Regions from separate parts of the Homo sapiens genome. Here all the other regions are linked to region 1. Evidence: chromatin contacts called from ENCODE Hi-C or POLR2A ChIA-PET data. All regions are on one chromosome and are shown on one strand. Each heading gives the region's core, a stretch centred on a gene start or an enhancer-like site at or near the end of the contact. The rest is flanking DNA. Distances are from core to core; before and after follow the strand shown. Region 1 overlaps PRDM15 (PR/SET domain 15). Region 2 holds the start of ZNF295-AS1 (ZNF295 antisense RNA 1). Region 3 has its middle 21 kb from the start of C2CD2.

The links. A loop is a pair of places that touch in the nucleus more often than their neighbours do. ChIA-PET counts read pairs that join two places held with the same protein, here RNA polymerase II (POLR2A). Pooled maps may share reads with other maps.
Region 2: a loop to region 1 is called in a map with no recorded cell type, with 5 times the contacts of the local background. The contact joins the promoter of ZNF295-AS1 here to the enhancer-like site in region 1. A Hi-C loop is called at or near these places in 6 of 37 single-sample maps with no recorded cell type and 4 of 50 pooled maps. POLR2A ChIA-PET finds 5 or more read pairs at or near these places in 1 of 52 experiments (OCI-LY7).
Region 3: a loop to region 1 is called in a pooled map, with 2.2 times the contacts of the local background. The contact joins two enhancer-like sites. A Hi-C loop is called at or near these places in 1 of 37 single-sample maps with no recorded cell type and 1 of 50 pooled maps. POLR2A ChIA-PET finds 5 or more read pairs at or near these places in 3 of 52 experiments (GM12878, RWPE1 and naive thymus-derived CD8-positive, alpha-beta T cell).

What each region holds. Positions count from the first base shown.
Region 1 is chr21:41,831,245-41,835,827 of GRCh38, forward strand. It overlaps PRDM15 (PR/SET domain 15), which reads right to left. Exons shown (of 24, transcript NM_001040424.3): 11 at 4,193-4,280. Among named protein-coding and RNA genes, the nearest start is that of PRDM15, 46 kb to the right of the region's middle. RefSeq lists enhancers at 2,235-2,304, 3,085-3,204. Within about 2 kb of position 2,358, at least 5 of the 41 ENCODE cell types and tissues checked have a DNase peak (open chromatin) inside an H3K27ac peak, as active enhancers do; they include OCI-LY7, where a contact is called at or near this core.
Region 2 is chr21:42,007,143-42,011,725 of GRCh38, forward strand. It overlaps ZNF295-AS1 (ZNF295 antisense RNA 1), which reads left to right and starts at 2,052. Exons shown (of 2, transcript NR_119384.1): 1 at 2,052-2,442. It overlaps ZBTB21 (zinc finger and BTB domain containing 21), which reads right to left and starts at 3,218. Exons shown (of 3, transcript NM_001098402.2): 1 at 3,110-3,218. RefSeq lists silencers at 2,391-2,500, 2,541-2,850, 3,291-4,030.
Region 3 is chr21:41,972,473-41,977,055 of GRCh38, forward strand. No RefSeq gene overlaps it. Among named protein-coding and RNA genes, the nearest start is that of C2CD2, 21 kb to the left of the region's middle. Within about 2 kb of position 2,084, at least 4 of the 41 ENCODE cell types and tissues checked have a DNase peak (open chromatin) inside an H3K27ac peak, as active enhancers do.

The sequences.
Region 1 (4,583 bases), core at 1,108-3,607:
TGTCTCAGGGTCCCCCTGTCTAGGGTTTCCCTGCCTCAGCGTTTTGGGCCAGATCCTTTGTTGTGGGCCACCCTGTGCACCGTGGGATGCTGAGCAGATACCGGGCTTCCACCCAGTAGGTGCCAGGAGCACCCCTCCCCACCAAGGTGTCTGCAGACATTGCCGACAGCGTCCCTTGGGGCAAACGCCCTCCACTCTCCACCCCCGCCAGGTAGAGATTCACTGGCCAGGGCTCACAAAATGAGACTCTCTGGGGTGGGCCTTGGGCCTCCGCATGTGTCTGGCCTCACTCAGGTGATCCCAATGTGCAGCCCAGGTTGGGGGTGAGGGAAGCAGACAACCTCCCCCGGGAGAGCCAGGCGCTCTCAACTCCTCCCAGCTGGGAATGGACAAGGCATGGCCGACAGCGAAGACAGGAGACAGCAGTGGGGAAATCTATGCCCCATGGGTGCCACCCTCAGGACAGGGGAAGCGCTGGGAGGGGACAGTCCCCTCCCACAGCTCCAACCACGGCAGGACAGTGGGAGGTGGCCTCTGCCAGGGCTGAACACAGTAGAGGTGGCCCTGTGCGAGGCTTCTCTGCCCACATCCCACCCCACCTGCAGCGTGACCTCAGCCCAGAGCCAGCCTCACCTGGGCCATAAGAGGAGCACCGTGACAGATGCTACGCTGAGTCCCAGCCTAACATACTGCTTGCCTTCCTTCTATAAAGTGAAACATTATCCATACAGCCACTGCCCTCAGTTTCGTTTTGGCTTAAGATTTGATGGGCTCTGTCCGGATCCACACGACCGCATGGTATGTGTCCTTCACACACTGCGTCTGAGGCGTGCGTGTTTACAGTGCTGGACGTTTTCATGATCACTTTAATGGCTACGTGATATTCCATCCAGCTCACTTCTCAAAACTCACTTTGCTATTTTTGACACTGTAGATAATTTAGTGATGGAATCTTTAGTAATGCAGATTTTTTTCTTCTGTCAAATCTCTTTATCATGAATTCTTAGGAATGGGACCACTAGAGCCAAGCGCTTTGTGAAAGGCCACACCTTACAGCGCTGTGGCATCAGATTGCCACAGGCCACACCTTACAGCACTGTGGCATCGGATCACCACAGGCCACACCTTTACAGCACTGTGGCATCAGATCACCAGAGGCCACACCTTACAGCGCTGTGGCATCGGATCACCACAGGCCACACCTTACAGCACTGTGGCATCAGATCACCACAGGCCACACCTTTACAGTGCTGTGGCAACGGATCACCATAGGCCACACCTTTACAGTGCTGTGGCATTGGATTGCCACACTCCCCTCAACCTGGGCCTCCTGAACAGCATAGGTGAGCCTCCCTCCCAGCCAGGCACTAAAGAGCACAGGTGAGCCTCCCTCCCGGGCAGGTGCTAAAGAGCACAGGTGAGCCTCCTTCCCAGGCAGGTACCAACCAATACAAGTGAGCCCCCCTCCCAGGCAGGTGCAAATCAGCACCCATGAGCACCCCCTCCTGGGCAGGTGGCTCCACTAGTCCTGCCGCCCCGTGGAAGGCAATGGTGCTGCCAAGAGCTTCAGCTTTCTCCCTCACAAGCCCCTCGTGACCATGGAAAGAGAACCTACTTCAGGCCACTCCCCAGCTGTCCCGGACAACTCTGCCAAGCCGAGGGTGGCTTCTCCCGCAGCCACCCACTCACTGCCAGTTCAGGAACCCACAGGGGCACTGGGTCCCAACAATGCTTCTCCCTCCAATAACCCTGCGCCGAGGGGATCTAGGTTTATGTCTGAATAAATGAGCCACTGAGAACAGCTGCCTACTGGGGTCTGACGAAGGGAGAGGGGTGCAGGGCACCTGGGGATGGAGAGGGGATTATTGGGGGAGGCTGGTGGGCCGCATTTTGCCTGAGGGCCTGGACGTGAGCCTTTGCTATTCCGTAGCACAGTACTTATGGTCAGACACAGCACAAGGAACACGAAGATGAGTTACACCAGCACCTGGTCACACCACAAGGGACAGGCACCACAACAGGTCCCATGGAGGGAGCTTCAGAAAAACCCACAAGACTGTAACATTTTAAAACTGCCCCCCACACCCCTCTCCAGGGTGTGCTATGAGTCCTCGAGAGAGGGTGACACAAAGGCAACAGTGACCCATCCCTCTGTGCCCCGCTGGGGACCCCCACTGCTTGGGCCTCCAGTGCCACCCACCACTGGGAATGGGGAAGGCGTGACTCCCACATTCTTGGTTTAATTCTTGGTACAAATTCTTGGTTTAATTGTCTAAGGAAGATACACATTCTCTTAACTTCAATACTATAAATAAGTATAAGAGCATGCAAATCATATATTATGCAAACAAGCTCCATTTCAAGGTTTTTATCCTTTCTGTTCAGTCTAAAACGGGTAACCTTTGAAACTAGAACATCTCAGGGGAAGAGGTGGTGCGATGCAGGTCCCTGGCGCTCTGCGGGTTCTAGGTGACTAACAAAGGCCAGCACCTGGCCTAACAGCACCTCTGGCTGACAGGAAGCTGCTGCTGCCTTAGCCGCTTCTAGTACTTTGTTTTATTTGGGTCCAGAGAAATAGTTGAAAATATCAGAGGGCAATGCCTCTTCCTCAACCTTGAGTCTGCCTCACCAGAGCGCCTTAGCTGGTAGCATCACTCTTGGGAACCCCGAAACCCTCGCCTGCTACACTCCTGCAGGACTGCGGGGACCCCAAGGGGAGGTTCGCAAACAAGATGAAGGTTCATCTGTCTGGCCGGGGCTGCGTTAAGTGGAAGTCTTCAGGGGACTGTGCCCCAGGTTTCTTGGGAATTCTTGTGATAGGAGGGCTTAAAATGCAGGAGGTGCGGCACACTGGAAATTCATCCAGAAGCTTCTGGAGGCCACCTCATGCCAGACATGGATCCTTCAGAGCTGCTAAAGCTTAGGCAAAACATGACTCATTCCTGCCCCTCAGAACAGTCCAACCCCAGGAAGAAGGCATCAGGGAGGAAGAACCAAACCCTGGTTTCAAATAGGAGCCCTCAGAGTAGAACTAGCCAACCCCACCAAGGGCCCCCCGCGCCCAGCAGCTACGGCAAGGGAGCAGGGCCTCTCACATGGCCCATGTGCGACAGCCCTGGTCAGAGCCCCTGGGAGTCCGCTGCTGCAGGTGCCCTGTTCTCAACACAGGGGCGGGTGGCACCTTAACAAGAACAACACAGAGATGCAAGTGACAGACACAGAGCAGGCGGACAAGGACGGGGTGGGCGTCGAAGGCTAACCTGGTAGGTCTCTAAGCCGACTGCCGCCGGGCCCCCCCTCTCCAGGGTGTGCTATGAGTCCTAGAGAGAGGGGGACACAAAGGCAACAGTGACTCACCCCTCTGTGCCCCGCTGGGGACCCCCACTGCTTGGGCCTCCAGTGCCACCCACCACTGGGAATGGGGAAGGTGTGACTCCCACATCCCAGAGGGTGCACGTCATCACTGCAGAATACAGGGGCGTCCTCGGGCCACGTGGAGAAGCGCAGCCGGCAGGACGGCCTTGGCTTTCCTTTGGTCTGTTTACTTGCCAGCAGCAAATTCGGCCAGAGAGACAGGGGCCTCAGACGCCCCCCAGGCCCGAAGAGGCCACCTCTCCACTACAGGCTGGTCCAGGCACACCCGGCTTCAGGCCTCACACAAGGAAAATGCTTTATTTTTGGAAGCTGGTGCACACAAGCAGGCTCAGAACAAAAAGAATGCGTGCAGGGGCAACCCCGTTCCACCCTGGACGCCGCAGGAGATGTGGATGGAGGAGGGCTCGCGGTTAGGAACAACCTTTGCAAGCAAGCGAGGAGCGCTCACACTCCTCCAGCCATTATCCTGATCTTTTCCTTTCTTCCTCAGACGGCCCTAGAAAACATTGGACACTGCTGCTCCCTGTTTTTAGCCAGAACGGACCCCGGCTTTACAATGCTCTCAGTGTGGGGCCATACGCAGCTCGGCTGACAAATGCAGGAAGAAAATCAATCCCTTTTTACTGGAAAGTTTCCATCTGTGTATCTTTAGGGTAACAACTGCTTTGAAGCAAAATGGACAGAGGGAAATGTTAAAAGTGAGGCTGTCTATTCATGAAAACAATCTTTACTTTGGCCTAAAGTTCCACGGTCTCCGCGGCGTATCTAGAATCCGTACCGCACAGCGGCCGAGGGGAGACGTGACCGGCGCCCTCACCTGTCCTGCAGTTGTGGAACTCCAGCGCGCTCTCGATGCGGAAGGTCTTCTCACAAGTGCCGCAGCGGTACCTGTACTCGCCGTCCACCTGGTCAGAGGGACACGCCGTGAGTGAGATGGCCCAGCGCAGAGTCCACAGATGCCGAGCCCCCGACGTGCTGCCCGGGCGACTCCACGCCTGTGTCTGTTATGACTCTGACCTCCACCACCCTCCCGCTCTATTTAGGAACACAAAGGATGTTTGCTCTTGCTGTTCACCTGCCCTAGAAAGGGAACTCCACACTCAGGGAGCCCCACTCCAAGCACCAAACACCCCCATTCTCCTGACTCTTCCTGCTGCGCTTGTGGGCATCTGACCAGGACGAGGGGCTGACAGGTGGCCCAGGGACGC
Region 2 (4,583 bases), core at 802-3,301, 180 kb after region 1:
AGGACTGAAAGCTATTTAAAGACTGATAATCTATTTAATATCTTTTGGCATTATCAATGCTCAACATGTTATCTTCCACAACAATAAAGATTTGACTTTTCTGTACTCTTCACTCCAATTAAATGCACGAGTGAAAATTATGGCTGTTAGTTGTTTTGCTGAAGTAAAGCGTATTACATCACTGCCCTGCTTTGGAGTACTGTACTGATTTTTCTATTCCTAAAGAAAATCCAAACTACAGACTGGCATACAAGACTTTTCATACTCTGGTTACAATTCATCTCTCCACCCTTATTGGACACTACTTACCATCTACTCTACAAACTTGCATATCCAGCCTCTGCCACCCAAAATCTCTCTCTTCCCTCTCCTTTACTTGGCTAACTTCTTTCGAAAGATCCAGTTGAAATGTCACCGACTCTACAAAGCTTTTGTAATTTGCCCCTAGCCAGCAGCTCAGTCATCTAAACTACCACAATACTTCATCTCTCTGTAATAACACCACAACTTCTTCAATTAATCTTCTTTTACATGTGTCTCCCCCAAGGGACTCCCTAAAGAAAGAACCCTTGTTTGCATGCACGTATCCCTGATGCCCAGCACAAGGCCTGGCAAGCTAGGTACAGGGCAAAGAGAGAAATCATCAAACTTGAGGCTCAAGACCTGGACTGGCTCACCTTTATTTCTCCAGCATCCGTTACAGAGCCCCAAAACGTGGCAGTATTCTTTGCTTTTTCTATTAGACCTTGTGACTTTAATCACTACTGGACGATGATTCCCAAATCTGTATCTCTGTTTAGACTCTTGAGGCTCCAGCCTCTCAGGTACCTACTGAACGGTTCCATCACAGTATATCCTCAGGTCCAGCATGGTACTTAAACTCCACAACTCTCGTCCCTGCTCCCACATCTGTTTGTCCTCACATATTCCCGATTTACTTTGGTGTGTTGCCAGACCCTAAAATTTCTTCTCTTTCCCTTATAGCCTATCACTGTGACCTGGTCAAACCTAGCTCTTACATAGCTTATAATCTGCTCTCTCTACTTCCATTGGCTTTGCGGACAACTAAAACTGTCCCTTCGGCTGGGCGCAGTGGCTCATGCCTGTAATCCCAGCACTTTGGGAGACCAAGTGGGGTGGATCACGAGGTCAGGAGATCTCAAGGCCATCCTGGTCAACAGGATGAAACCCCGTCTCTACAAAAAAAAAAAAAAAAAAAAAAAAAATTAGCTGGGCGATGTGGCGGAAGCCTGTAATCCCGGCTACTCAGGAGGCTGAGGCAGGAGAATCGCTTGAACCAGGGAGGCGGAGGTTGCAAAACCAGGGAGGCGGAGGTTGCAGTGAGCCAAGATCACGCCATTGTACTCCAGCCTGGGGCAACAAGAGTGAAACTCTGTCAAAAAAAAAAAAAAAAAAAAAAGAAAAAAAGAAAAGAAAAGAAAAAATTGTCCCTTTAATTATCTCATTTCCATCGAGAGACCTTCTTAACTTAACCCCAATTTTGTTATTTACAATTTTTCCTTCAGAGTGTACACATCTAATATTCAACAGTGTAAGTTCCTCGAGGGCAGGGGTTATATCTTCTTCAACTTCTATTTCAACAGAATGAAGCACATTATACTTTCAATAAAGTGTTAAAAAGGAAAAATAAACAAAAAGTTACTTTTAAGTAAACCAGCACTTCAAATTTTGACTTTCTTTTTAACATCAATATTTAGGGGTGCTTAAATTTAAACTTAATGACTACTAGTCCTTAGAGATCATCATTTACTCCAAGTACACGAGGAAAGCTTTAAAAGATAATTTTCCATGAGAAATCTTTCTAAAATGGATTAACCCACTTTCTTGTCTTCTTAAACAAGGTATGAGGACCGTAATGTAAGCTGCTTAATTGAGGACTCAGGGTCATCGTGTGAACAATCGCTGGACTATTTTGTAACACACGCGTGCCCTCGGAGGCTCGGTGCCAGGGCTGTGAGCGCTTGCACGAAAGGAAAAACCCCAGGCCGTGTGAAGTCTAACTTTCCCCGTCCTCTCGGTCAGGCAATCCCACCGGGGCACCTGTCTAAAAACACCCCGCCTCCGAACGCGCGCTCTTGCGGAATTCTCCCGAACCGCAGAGCCCTCGTGGCTGGGACCGCATAGCAACCGGGGGCAGAGTGCGAGCCCCCAGCGGTGTGCTGGGATGGAAAAGCAGGAGCCGCTGAGGATGGACTACGGGGCGTGTTCCCGAAAAGCCGGGAAGAGATGTGGCGGGGCTGCCGCGGGCGTCTCTAAGGCCGGCACGGGTGGCGTCTTGACTCCCTGCCCCTCCAGCCGCGGACCTCGGACGGGGGGAAGGGGGCTCCTCCAAGCGGGGAGACGGTCGCCGGCCGAGCAGCAGGGCTCCTGGCCGGCGGAGGGTGCTATGCTCTGCGGGACCGCCGGGAAGTCCCAGACAAGGTCTGCGGGGGCTCTGGAGGAAAAAAAACGCGCTGTGAGGTCCAGGCGTCCGCGGGAGGGGCCGGGGGCGGGGAGGGAGCGTCCAGCGGGCACCGAGCGGTCACGCTCCGGCCACCGGGCCGAGGACGGGGCGGCGGGGCTAGGTCCCGGACCGTGAAGGGAGCGGCGGGTCGCGGCAGGTGCGGGGTCCCCAAGGCCGCCGGCCAGCTTCCGCGCACACCCCGCGGCCCGGGCCGCCGGCCCCCAACCCCTGCCCGGAACAGGAGAACGCGCCCTTCTCCACGAGGCGTTTCAACCGCTCCGCGCGAGGGGCGCGCGCCTGGGCCAGGCGTGTCCCCTACCCCAGGGGCAGCTCGGCCAGGGTGAAGAGTGAAGCCCGTGAGGGAATGGAGCATGCGCATTCGCGAGGGCGAGGCCAAGTGCTGGCAGGGAGCGTGCGCAGTGTGAAGGTACAATCGGCTACGTGGGAACCCGGGACATGCTCGGTGAGCGCCCAGGTCCCGCGCACGCGCAGAAGCGCTCGGAGCCCGCAACCCGCTGGTGGAGAAAAAAGAGGAGAGAAATCACCTCAGAGTTACGTCAGGAAAGGCCGCGTTTTGCGGGGAGGCTGTAGCCTCCCAAGGAGCCCCGCAGTTCTCCTAGAGCTAGGGGCGTGACAGTTACTCACCGGTCTTCAGTCTCGAGGCAGACGCCGGGCCCCTTTCCGCTCACACTCGGCTCGCGCGCGCCGCAGCCGCCGCTGCCGCTGTGATTCCATCCATCTTGAATTTGACGTCATCCCACACCAGGGATGAGGTCATCGCAGGCATCGCTCGTCACGTGCGCGGCACTCTGATTGGGCGCCGGGCGCCGGAGGGCGGGGCGGGGGGGGGGCCTCGCGGCGCAGGGGGACGGGGGAGGGCGGGCCTGCCCGGAGCCGCGCGCCGAACGGACGCTGCCGCGCTGCAAGCCCGCGCTCTCGGTCCATGAGGGGAGCCTGCGGCGGCCGTTAGGGGAGGCGGCCGGGCTGGGGGCCACGGCGAGGAGGCTGAGCGCCCCGGCCGGGTGGAGTCCGTCGCGGCGAGGAGCGCGCCGATTCTCAGGGGACTTTGCCGCCTGCCGGAGGCGCCCTTGCTGCGGGGTCGCCCCGGGTCATTCGGCCGCGGTCCTGCCCAGCTGGGCCGCCAGTAGTCCCCGCTTCCGGCGCGGCGGGATGCGTGGCGCGAGCGCTTAGTCCCTCGGAGGGGAGGACGCGCTCCCGTTCACCGGTGGACGGCGGGCGACTCCCCGAGCCGACGACCCCGACAGCGACGGGAGCGACGCGCGGCTTTCTGACGGGCGCGGGCGGCGAGCGGGGCCCTGCGGTCCTCGGGTCGGCGGCAGACGCTCCCGGCCCGCGAGGAAAGCCCGCGGGAGGCGGCTCCTGCCGCTCGCTAGTCGCTCAGAGCGCTTCCATTTCCTCCTCCCGACGCAACCTGGCCACCTGGCCCCTGGGCGGGGACCCGGCGGCCGCGGCCAGGGCGTCCGGGCTCGTTCGCCGCGCAGATGGGGGTCGGTCCTGACCCCCGCCGGGGCGTCCACAGCGGCCCGCAGGCAGCCGGAGACTTCGCATAGTGCCCGGCTCATCGGAGGGCTGTGATCTTTTTTTTTTTTGCAGAAATATTACAACTCCACTGATGAGAAAACTCACTTCGCTTTCAGTCAAAACCAGAAATTAGATAACAGAAATGCCACACTGTCAACACCGACCGGGAGGAAAGCCTCGCTGGCGGAGACCGCTCAAGGGAGCCCTCCGCGCGTTCTCCCAGCCCGGGTCGCAGGTGGAGGGGGAGTGCCTCCTGCAGGGACGGTTCTCCCGCAGACACTCAAACTCCGGGATGTAAAACCCCTGTTAATAATTGTCAGGGGTCTGTTAATTGCCAAATACAGTTTTTGAAAGTTGTATGCACTAGGTAAAATAATTTATGTAATGTTTGGAAGTATGTGAAAGACAGACATTAGATTGATACAAATTAAAAATTTGTTGCCAAATTAACAGCTCTGTTGTAGATTATTAGTTTGACTAATTTTAAGAGGACTCTTAGTCTTACATAAAGAATCTTGCACCTAAAAATTTTCTCCTACAACTTTAAAACACTTTAAATTTTTTTTTTTTTTTCCTG
Region 3 (4,583 bases), core at 834-3,333, 140 kb after region 1:
CCTGCGCCCAGCCAGTTCTTGGATTTTTAGTCGTTCTGGTTTATATTTGGTTGACTTTGATAAGGCTCCTTATAAAAGGGCACGACCGATAAACCAAAGTGTCTGGATTATTACAGAAAATAAAATTCAGGTAAGAGCCAGATGTTGGCTGATAAAGGGAGTGCCAGGAACCCTCTGGCTCTGTAGATTGTGCCAGAGCCTCAGGGATCACCGGCCGAGCCGGGGCTGCACCCTGCTGCTCAGTCTTCTCTTGTCGCCCTGGGAGAGGGAGATGGTGGGATTGGGCCGGGGGTTAGGAGACAGTGCCACAACAATGCTCTTCGAAATCAAACATGCGAGAAAGCAACGTTTAATTTTGTTTTTCATTTGGCGTATTCACATTTCCGTCTTTTGCTTTTGGTCCATGTTTGCTCTCCTTTCTGTGCTTGTCACGGGCATCTGGTCACTCCCGGCCTACTGCATTCCTACTCTTTCTCATCCCAGTTCAAGCGTGTTCCCCAGGCCAGCCTGCCCCTTGCATCTCTGCCAAGACGTTGTTTCTCACGCACCTGGGAAGGTGTTTCACATGCCCGAACACGCTGAGGGTCAGATGGACCCCAGGGTCTCAGCCGGCCGACCCTAACTTCCCAGGCTGCATGTAAAGCCGTTGTGCAGAGTCTTTTCTGGAAGTAGAGCCTCTTCTCCACTAAGTTATTTTTTCTTTTTAACTTAGGCCTTGCCCACGAGATACTTGATAGTCTTCCAGCTTTTATTTTATCTGTCCACTTTGATCAACTTTGATCAGCATCAGCATGATTTCAAAGTCTTTGTCAAGAAACAGACGCTGGCGTTGGATGAGGCATGGGAAAGATGAAGAGAGTTGGCTGAGAAGGACGTGGTCCCCAGCCCTGTTCTTGAGGCTGGGTCTTTAGGGGGCCAGGAGGTGCGGAGCTGAACGCTTCCCGCCTGAGGCTTCATCCGCCCGCAAGTGCATCAGGACTCTGCTTGCAAAGCGACGATCATTTCCTGGGTTATCAGTCTGGAAGCTGCATCCACAAAGAACAGGAGGCTGTTGGTTTTTGCTCATGCATTCATTCCTTCGTTCATTTGGCATTCCTTGGAGTGCAGCCAGCAGCCACGGGGCGCAGGTGCAGTCCGTTCTGGGCCACACCTGAGAAGAGCTGCAATCCTTGCCTCTTGTTGGAGGCTTTAGGCCCCACCTCGTGTCCTCCTGACCTACCTTTCTGCCTCAGCCCTGCTCTGGCAGCCGGCAGTGCACAGGTGGGGCCTGGCAGCCCTGTGCCTACGCAGCCCCACGTATGTCCTGCTTCTTGCCTCGGGTTTCCCTACTGCCCCTGCGTGGGACTGGCGTCACCATTCTGGGGGACAGGTAGATCTTGAAATGATGAAACATTAATTCCCTGGGGCCAACCTTGACCAGTGAGTGACAAGAGATGGAGGACAAAGGACAAACACTTGCCACTTGTATCTTCCTTCTCAGAGGCTTCTCTGTGGGTCTCCAGGGTCCCCAGCAGGAGGCAGCGAATCCCAGCTGCCCACAGCCTAGTAATCCAGTGTGGGTTCCCTTCTTCCCTGTTTTCCTCCTCCCAGCCCGGACCTGTTCCTGGAATCACTTCCCAGAACTCACCACTAGGCCACAAGCTCTTGTTATTTGAGGAAGGTAGCTAAGGCAGCCACAGGGAGCTCACAGTGTAGGGAGATGGAGCCAGGCACCCAGGAACCATCTCAACCCACGTGGTGAGGGCCACGAGGCATTTCCCAGAGCCTGTGGCACAGAAGAAAGCCAGCCCGGTCCCCTGGGGCAGGTCAGGGGAAGGCTGAACTGGGTCTTGAAGAGGAAGTGGGGGAGGGAGGGACACTCTAGAGCGCAGGAGCAGTGAGTTCAAAGGCCAGGAAATGTGAGGAGGCCGGGCTCCATGGAGACTGGGCCCTATTCTTCTGGTAGATCTGCCCGGATATCCAGCGTGTTTGATTGGACCTGGTTGAGATGAGTTTGGAACTGAAGGCATTTCCTGGCCAAAGTGCAAAGTGACCTTGGAGAGAATTCAGTTTTCCTCAGAGGGGATGAGGAACTCCCACCCTGGGATCAAGCGAGGAAGAACTGCCATCAAGTTTGTGTGTCCTCTACAGCCTCGCTATTCCAGTGTGTGGGCCAGGACAGCAGCTTCCACACCACCTGGGAGCGTGTTGGAAATGCAGAGTGTCAGGCCCCGCCCTGGACCTGTGGAACCAAACCCTGCAGTTTCGTAAGAGCCCAGGGTTTTGAATGCACATTAAAATTTGGGAAGTCCTGTCCTAGGGCACTTTGCAGAAGATGCTTTTGACCGGGCTTGGGGCAGGGCAGCAGAGTTCTGTAAGGGAAAGGGTCTTCGATGAGAGAGGAGAGGAGGGACTCAAAGCACCTGCTGGGAACTGGGGAGGGTAAGGCAGGGGGAGGAGCCAGAAGACGCTGCCAGGTCTCATCCATGGGTGAGGGGTGACAAGCTTCATGGAAATGCAGGGTGGGGGGAAAAGGGGAGGGGGCGATGGGCTCTGCCTGGGGCTGCCCCATCTAAGGTGTCCATGGAGATAGGAAACCAGAGACGTTCACCGGGAGTGATTTTAGTGAATCCTTGCTTCCCTTGAGTCTTCACTGTTTTCCAAATCTTTACAAACCATCTGCTTAATGATTAGGTCTAGAATGTTCTTAGAGATCACTGTCAACATTACCAGACTGAAATTTCTGGAGTCATCTTGTAGACAGTTGGGATATTTATGTTTTCCCCTTTCATTTGCAACTTATATTAAGGTCCCTGCATGGGGCCCCAGTAAATAGCACCCATCTTCCTCACTTGGGTGCTGGAGATGTTAGATATTGGATAAGTTGAATAAGCTGAGTGAAGTAATGAGTACCCAGGGAGCAAACTGTCACGATTTGTCCTGTGAAGGTAAGTTGAGGATGCAGCCTGAGATCTCCTGGTCAAGTTGGGTTGTGAATCGGGTAGATCTAGGCACCCAAGCACTGGCAGGGCTGATGGGGCCGACGGGCTTTCTGCAGGCAGCAGATTCCTAACCATGCCCATCAAATATTCTTCCAGAACTCCTCCTAGGAGCAGGGTAGCCTGGGGTCACTGGAGGCCAGGAGATGGGTGATTAGAGCCCCTGTCCCAAGGAGACGTGGGGTTGGGGGATGCTTTTCCGCTACTCACCTGACTTCTAGATGAAGGTCGGGTGTGTGGTGGGAAAGTTCGCCACACCTGCAAGCTCTGGCAGCATTTCATGCAGGTCCACCTGGGCCCAAAGGCCTGGCCCTAGCAGCATCTGAAGGCATCCCGGTTCTCTAGTCTCTGCCCCACTCTGGTCCCTGCAGACTGATTTTACCTTGTGCACCGCTGTCTTTAGTGAGGAGATTATGAGCAAAGTCAGAATAGAGGATGGAAGCCCTGAGCTCCAAGGACGGCTGTCCCCAAGCTCCTGACCCTGAGGAGACACATGTGCTGCGTGCTGGGCACTGGATAGTCCTGGTCGTCTCCAGCTGGTCCTAGGATCTTGGACAAGTCTCCATCATCCTGGAGCCCTGCAGGGCCCTCCTGAGGCAATGGGGGCCCAGCTGCCCTTGGGACTCCTCCAGCCGCCGCTCTCCAGGGTCCTGTCCTCTGCTTCTCTCAGGCCAGTGTGGGCAGCACCTGCCAAGCCCTGCTGCTCTCGGCCACCTCCCGGCTAGGAACATGTGCTTGGGCCTCCACCTGTTGATTTTTGAAAAATTATTATTTTTATTATTTTCTATTTTCTTTTTTTTTTTTCTGAGACGGAGTCTCACTCTGTCGCCCAGGTTGGAGTGCAGTACCACGATCTCAGCTCACTGCAACCTCCGCTTCCCGGGTTCACGCCATTCTCCTGCCTCAGCCTCGGAGTAGCTGGGATTACAGGCGCCTGCCACCATGCCTGGCTAATTCTTTGTATTTTTAGTAGAGATGGGGTTTCACTGTGTTAGCCAGGATGGTCTCCATCTCCTGACCTCGTGATCCACCCACCTCGGCCTCCCAAAGTGCTGGGATGACAGGCGTGAGCCACCGCGCCCAGCCGTAAAATTATTATTTTTTTAAAGCAGTTTGTGAAATCCCTGAAAAGTCAACTTTCTCATCTGAAGAAACACAGTGAATGTTATGGAACTCCTCACCATCTGATGAGGCCATTTGGAACTTGATCAGTGTTTTTCAAATTTGCCTAACCAAGAATAACCAAGGTGTTGGTTAAAAATGCAGCCCCCAGGCTCTCCGGGGGGAGGACAATGAATCGTTTAACACGGCTGCTCAGTGTGGGCCTGCTTCCAGCAGCCTGGGCTTGGCCTGGGCACTTGTTAGAAATGCAGACTCCTGGGCCCCGGCCAGGCCTGAGAAAGCACAACTGCCCCGTAGCAAGCTCCCCGGGGGGTTCCGGCCACTTGGAAGTTTAAGAACAGGCCTTGATTGATCAGCGGTTCTCAATCTTGGCTGTATATTAAAATTTATTGGAAACATCCAAAGAGTTAACAAAATTTTCTCATGTTTGGGGCTTACCCTGAGAAATTCTGGTTGGTCCGCAATGAGGCTGGGCACACAAAT